Regions from separate parts of the Homo sapiens genome. Here region 1 is linked to region 2. The links are chromatin contacts, found by Hi-C or POLR2A ChIA-PET in ENCODE. All regions are on one chromosome and are shown on one strand. The core of a region is the stretch at or near the end of the contact, and the rest is flanking DNA. Distances in the headings are between cores, read along the strand shown. Region 1 overlaps DUSP16 (dual specificity phosphatase 16). Region 2 overlaps BORCS5 (BLOC-1 related complex subunit 5).

Region 1 (2,934 bases), core at 225-2,724, 60 kb before region 2:
ATCATTTATAAGGTTCAAATGAAATTCAAGTGGTGTTTCCTTGGATTCTCTGTTTTCTCTTTGAGAACATTTATTGGAATATTGTTTTGTTGGATGTATGTATGTATTTTTTTGAGACAGGGTCTCACTTTGTCACCCAGGCTGGAGTGCAGTGGTGCGATCACAGCTCACTGCATCATCAACCTCCTGGGCTCAAACAGTCCTCCCACCTCAGCCTCTCAAGTAGCTGGAACTACAGGAATACTCCACCATGCCTGGCTAATTTTTTCTTTCTTTCTTTTTTTTTTTTTTTTTTTTTAACAGAGATTGGGTTTATCCATGTTGCCCAAGCTGTTTTGTTGAATTTAAATGACAACCATTCCAGGAACTGTTTTAGAGCCAGAATTGAAAAATATATGAAGACAGTTCTTTAGAGAAACACCAGAACTGGCAGGGCGCAGTGGCTCATGCCTGTAAACCCAGCACTGTGGGAGGCCAAGGTGGGTAGATCACTTGTGCCTAGGAGTTTGAGACCAGCCTGGGCAACATAGGAAGGACCCTGTCTCTACAAAAATACAAAAATTAGCTGGGCGTGGTGGTGTTCCCCTGTAGCCCTGGCTACTCGGGAAGCTGAGGTGGGAGGATCACTTGAGCCTGGGAGGCAGAGGTTGCAGTGAGCTGAGATCATGCCACTCCAGCCTAGGCAACAGAGTGAGACCCTGTCTTTAAGAAAAAAAAGAGAAACACCAAAACTACATGTTAATAGACACCACATTAAAATTTAACATCATACAATTTAATTGTAATTAAAATAGTGCCTGACAGTTGTTAGGTTGGGTAGGTGTAAGAAAAGCAAAGAATGATGAGAATCTTTAACATTTATTGTTACAAGAACTACCTTGGGGAAAAAACTCACTTAAATAATGACTGTGTTATTCAATTAGAGAGACTGAAAAGGAACAAAACACGAATAGAAACAAAAGCATAAATTCTAAACAGTGGGCACTTATATACCAATATTGGCTGACCCCCTTTTTTTGAGATTGTCTGTGGGTTGTACTTGTAAGTACAGGAGTTCTGATTGACTCCATTTCAGTAGTTGCTTTGACCCTAGCGTAGCATTTTGTAAGTGTGAATTCTACTAGCTATTAATATATTTTAGGGGGAATTCCATGGTCAGATAAGTTTGGGGAAACTTACTAGACTTCAATAAATGAAACCAGTTTCTTTGAAAATACTTTTTAGAACCTTTAGTAAGTTAACATGTGCTCTGACTCTGCCAGGGAGCTAGGATATACAATATTTCTCTCACTTTTTAGACCGCTATCCTGTCTGTCAGCTTCTTGCAGGACGCCAGTGCTCTGGGGCACACTTTGGGAAGTTAACCTTACAGGCATTCCTTTTTCCACTTTTTGTCTCAGATGAATACTAAGGAGGTGTAGCTAAACAGCCGCAGCTCAAAGGTGGAGGAAGGCCCCACAGATGGCGCTAGATACTGAATGTTTGATCACCGTAACAAAAAAACGGGGAGGCCGAGGTGGGCAGATCACCTGAGGTCAGGAGTTCATGACCAGCCTGGCCAACTTGATGAAACCCTGTCTCTACTAAAAATAAAAAATTAGCCAAATGTGGTGGCATGCGCCTGTAGTCCCAGCTACTCGGGAGGCTGAGGCAGGAGAATCGCTTGAACCCGGGAAGCGGAGGTTGCAGTGAGCCAAGATCGCGCCACTGCACTCTAGCCTGGGCGACAGAGTGAGACTCTGTCTCAAAAAAAAAAAAAAAAAAAGCAATAACCAGTGATACCTCCTGAGTGCTTTACTATACGCCAGGCACAAAATACTTTTGATATACTAACTAATTATCTCAACAACTCTGTGAGATAGGTGTGATCATTATCCTCATTTTATAGATGAGGAAATTAGAGTAGGAGGGGCTTAAGTAACTTGACAAATCAGACAACTAGAAAGTGGTAAAGCCAGGACAGGAACTCAGGTACAAGGGCTTGTGTTCTTACTTCCTCTGCTGTATGATCATGGGGCTTGCCCACATGTGTATGCTGTATGTACCGTGGCTTCTACGTGTGCATGCATGGGGCGGTGTGAGGGTGGTATTCTTGGACAAGAGAACGGCATGGAAATGTGAAATAACAATGAGTTTTATGTGGCTGGAGGTCATCATTGGAAACGGTAAGAAATGAAACTGGAGGCCAAGGCAGGTGGATCACCTGAGGTCAGGAGTTCCAGATCAGCCTGACCAACATGGAGAAACCCCGTCTCTACTAAAAATACAAAATTAGCCGAGGGTGGTGGTGCATACCTGTAGTCCCAGCTACTCAGGAAGCTGAGGCAGGAGAATCTCTTGAACTCGGGAGGCGGAGATTGCAGTGAGCTGAGATCATGCCATCGCACTCTAGCCTGGGCAACAAGAGCAAAACTTCGTCTCAAAAAAAAAAAAAAAAAATGAAACCATGAAACTGTAAGGTGCAGGTATCCTGAGGGCCTGTGACACAAAGGAATTTGTGATTTCTATAATGGATCCATGTATTCTGCCTATCAGATTACCTTAAGAACTTCAGTAAGTGGAAGAGCTTTAACTGCTTCTGTGTTAAAAAATATATAGAAAGACACTTGGTCAGGTTGGAGGCCAGGCCACTCTTTTTACATTCTGCAGGTGGCATAGTTGTCAACTGCCTACCATTCTAACTTGTTGCATTGAGGACCCTGCACTGAGCCTAGACAGTAGAGACAGGCGTCTGGCTGAATTATGCTTGAATTAAACATAATACAGGGCATAATGAAAGATGATTCCCTCTCAACTTCCTGCACTTCTAGCAGTTTTCAAGGGCATATTTTGTGTGTTTCTTGAAGTGGGAGAAAGTCTAATACAATATAACTCAAAGAGATGAAGATAAATACTTGAGTCAGATTTCAGGATCTTGTTCAAGGCTCAGTTAAA
Region 2 (3,206 bases), core at 449-2,948:
TCTGTCTAATCATTTATTAAGAATATTTAACATAGGCAGGCACGATGACTCGCACCTGTAATCCCAGCACTTTGGGGAGGTGGGTAGGAGGATTGCTTGAGGCCAGGAGTTCAAGACCAGCCTGGGCAATATGGCAAGACACTGTCTCTACAAAAAAATTTAAAAATTAGCCAGGTAGGTGGCACACCTGTAGTCCTGGTTACTTGAGAGGCTGAAGTGGGAGGATCACTTGAGCCCAGGAGTTTGAGGCTACCGGAAGCTATGATTGTGGTATTGCACTCCAGCCTGGGCAACAGAAGGAGACCAGGGAGACCCTGTCTCTAAAACAAGATTGTTCGGCCGTGGGCTGCATGCAGTCCAGGACAGCTTTGAGTGTGGCCTAATATAAATTTGTAAGCTTTCTTAAAATATTATGAGTTTTTTTTGTTGTTGTTGTTTTTAAGCTCATTAGCTATCCTCAGCATTAATATGTTTATGTGTGGCCCAAGACAATTCTTCCAATGTGGCTGGGAAGCCAAAATATTGGACAACCCTGCTCTAAAATAAACAAACAGAATATTTAACACAGTTGAAATCATATTGAATATAAACTATTATAGCTTGATTTTTTTTTAACTTATTGTTAGATCTGTTCCTAATGTCACTTGGTTTTCATTGGCAGGAGGACTTAAACCAAGCAAAATTTACCATGGAACCTTGCATCAGGCCTTCTGAATCTCAAAGCTGGGCTGCAGATGCATTTTAGGAATCTAAGTTCGAAGATGACACAGATGTTCAAAATTTAGTGTACCCCTGGGCACACAATAGACTGTATTTCCCAGCCTCTTTGGAGTTAGCTGTGGCCATGTAATTGAGTTCTAGCCGAAGTCATAGGCAACACTCATAGGTTTGGCCCGTAAGAACCTCCTAACTGTGCTAGTCCACTCTTTTTTCCCTTTTGCCACTGGACACTATCAGCAAGGTGGTCTTTGGGGACGGCAGAGCCACAAGATAGAAGGAAACTGAGTCCCTGAACTCAATGGAGGAGAGTCACCTGCTAACCAGAAACACCCACCTTGAACAAGAGCAACAAATAAACTTCTGTTGCATTTGATCCATTACACATCTTTGAGTCTACTTACAGCTGTAGCCTAGCTTACTCTACCTAATGCAACCCTCATAACCTTTATTTTCTCTGATAGAATGAGAAAACTTATCAGTCCCTAGGATGAGATAATTGAAGAATATAAAGTTGTTCATTAAACAAGTATTTATTCAACATCTACTACATGCCAGGCATTGTTCTAGGCACTGCAGCAATGTTCAATTTGCTAAAATTCTTGTTTCTCTTCATTGGAAGTGATACAGGACAGGGAATATCTTTTCCCAGCCCTGGTTTCATTTCCATAACCCAGGAGCCCTCAATACTGGCTAGTTGGCTTAGAGACTACAGGTGCTCTGGGGTTCCTCACAAGAGAGGAGGCTGCATGGGACCTCTGACACTGCCCGCTCTGGTGGACTGGAAATGAGCAGGGGAGGGAGAAGAACAGGGGCTCTAGAACCTGGCACTGGGAAAGCTGGCAGAGCCAGCTGTCTGAGGGCATGTCTAGGGCAGGCAAACTGGGGGGAAATGGGGCTGCTGTTCACACATGCTCATATGTCATTGTCCAAAAGCGGAATGGAGTTAAATCTCAGAGCAGTCAAATAACCGGGCTCTGCTCATGCCTTGCCAAAAAACACAAGCCTACATTTCCAACAGGCAAGTAATAAACTAGATTCGGCCCTCTTCCAGGATTTCTGGCTTTTGGCAGGACAGTGCTGGTGCAAAGGAAGTGTGGGGCCAGGCCCAAGGAAGCCCTGTGCAGCATACCTTACAGTCCGCCGAACCAGAAGCAGCCCACTCCCCCACCTGGATTTCCTGCCACCCAGGGGACCAGTTGTATTTCTTACAGAAAAGAAAGGTTGCCCAAAGGACAAGAAGGGGGGAAACTATAATTACACTGTAAGGTTTCAACCTGGAATTGATGCCAGAGTAACTTGTGACATTCTATGGGAACATAAAATTTTCTTGAAATGTCTTGCCTCAGGATTTCAGCAAAAAGAAGCCGACATCTCAATGTTCTTGTCAAAATTTGCAGCTTTGCAATAGGTACTCCCAACTCATTTTATAATTTCAGGTCAAGAAAGAAGCAACTGAAGCCAAAATATATTTAAAAGCGGCCACAGGACTCTAACAATGTTGTCATTTAAAGGAGATTCGGTTCACAGTGTCAGGGCGATAGCAACAGTTTCACCTGGCCAACAGCTCACGCTAACCAGGCTTTTAACCAAAGGAGCTCAAAGTGAATGCTAATGCCAGTTCAGACAGTGATGCTCTGTGCAACACTCGGAACTACTCATTTAATCTGGATCAGTCTCTCTCCCTGGGAGGACACACAGTACAGGAAGTCAGGTCAAATACTTGGAAAATGACTCCAGCTGGGTCTTAAACATTACGGTACCGATGACAGAAAGAAATCCCTGCCCAGCCCTGTGTGCAGGCCCATGAATGGCAACTCTCGTGCATTCCTTCAAACACCAGTTGAGGACCTACCATGTAAAAAAAGGAATAACCAAAAATGAAATGAAGGACTCCAAAGAGGCAGAACATAAGTAGTATGGTGCAGTGGAAAAGATGACTCACCTTCTAATACCATCTTAGTCATTATCTAATGGAAAGATACCCAGCAAATCCCATATACACTCGAAGATCCTTGGTTTCTTTATTTGCACAATGAAAGGGCTAAATTAGAGAAACCTTAGGGCCTCTTCATAATCCTGTGTAATCATATGGCTTTCCAAGGATTGCAAGTTTTTCTTACCAGTTCATCTGAACCCCCTCCATGCTTCATACTGGTTTATGTCAATACACTATGCTTATCAACACATCTAAGAATTAAAACAGGAGTTACTAGAATCATATCATGAATGTACTCTCAAGGCCTTCAAGCAAGCACACAGGAACTGTAACAAAATAAAGCTTGTGGCTTTATCTTAGTTACAAAGGCGTTCTAATCTATGACACATTTACCCACTGACAGCAACTAGAATGAGGCAGAAATAAGACCCAGGGCAGTGACAAGAGAAGCTCCAAAAGTCTGTGCTGCAACTTGTTCTAATCTATGAACACATTTACCCACTGACAGCAACTAGAATGAGGCAGAAGTAAGACCCAGGGAAGTGACAAG

The links. Hi-C counts contacts between places; a loop is a spot of excess contacts on that map. ChIA-PET counts read pairs that join two places held with the same protein, here RNA polymerase II (POLR2A). Pooled maps may share reads with other maps.
Region 1: a map of cardiac septum shows a loop between it and region 2 (2.3-fold over the local background). The contact joins two enhancer-like sites. A Hi-C loop is called at or near these places in 2 of 168 maps with a recorded cell type or tissue (cardiac septum and mammary epithelial cell) and 8 of 50 pooled maps. POLR2A ChIA-PET finds 5 or more read pairs at or near these places in 15 of 52 experiments (A673, CD4-positive, alpha-beta T cell, CD4-positive, alpha-beta memory T cell and 11 more).

What each region holds. Positions count from the first base shown.
Region 1 is chr12:12,502,056-12,504,989 of GRCh38, reverse strand. The region is part of intron 3 of DUSP16 (dual specificity phosphatase 16); the gene reads left to right. Among named protein-coding and RNA genes, the nearest start is that of DUSP16, 59 kb to the left of the region's middle. Within about 2 kb of position 1,474, at least 2 of the 41 ENCODE cell types and tissues checked have a DNase peak (open chromatin) inside an H3K27ac peak, as active enhancers do; they include CD4-positive, alpha-beta T cell, where a contact is called at or near this core.
Region 2 is chr12:12,442,168-12,445,373 of GRCh38, reverse strand. The region is part of intron 3 of BORCS5 (BLOC-1 related complex subunit 5); the gene reads right to left. Among named protein-coding and RNA genes, the nearest start is that of BORCS5, 87 kb to the right of the region's middle. Within about 2 kb of position 1,698, at least 18 of the 41 ENCODE cell types and tissues checked have a DNase peak (open chromatin) inside an H3K27ac peak, as active enhancers do; they include CD4-positive, alpha-beta T cell, where a contact is called at or near this core.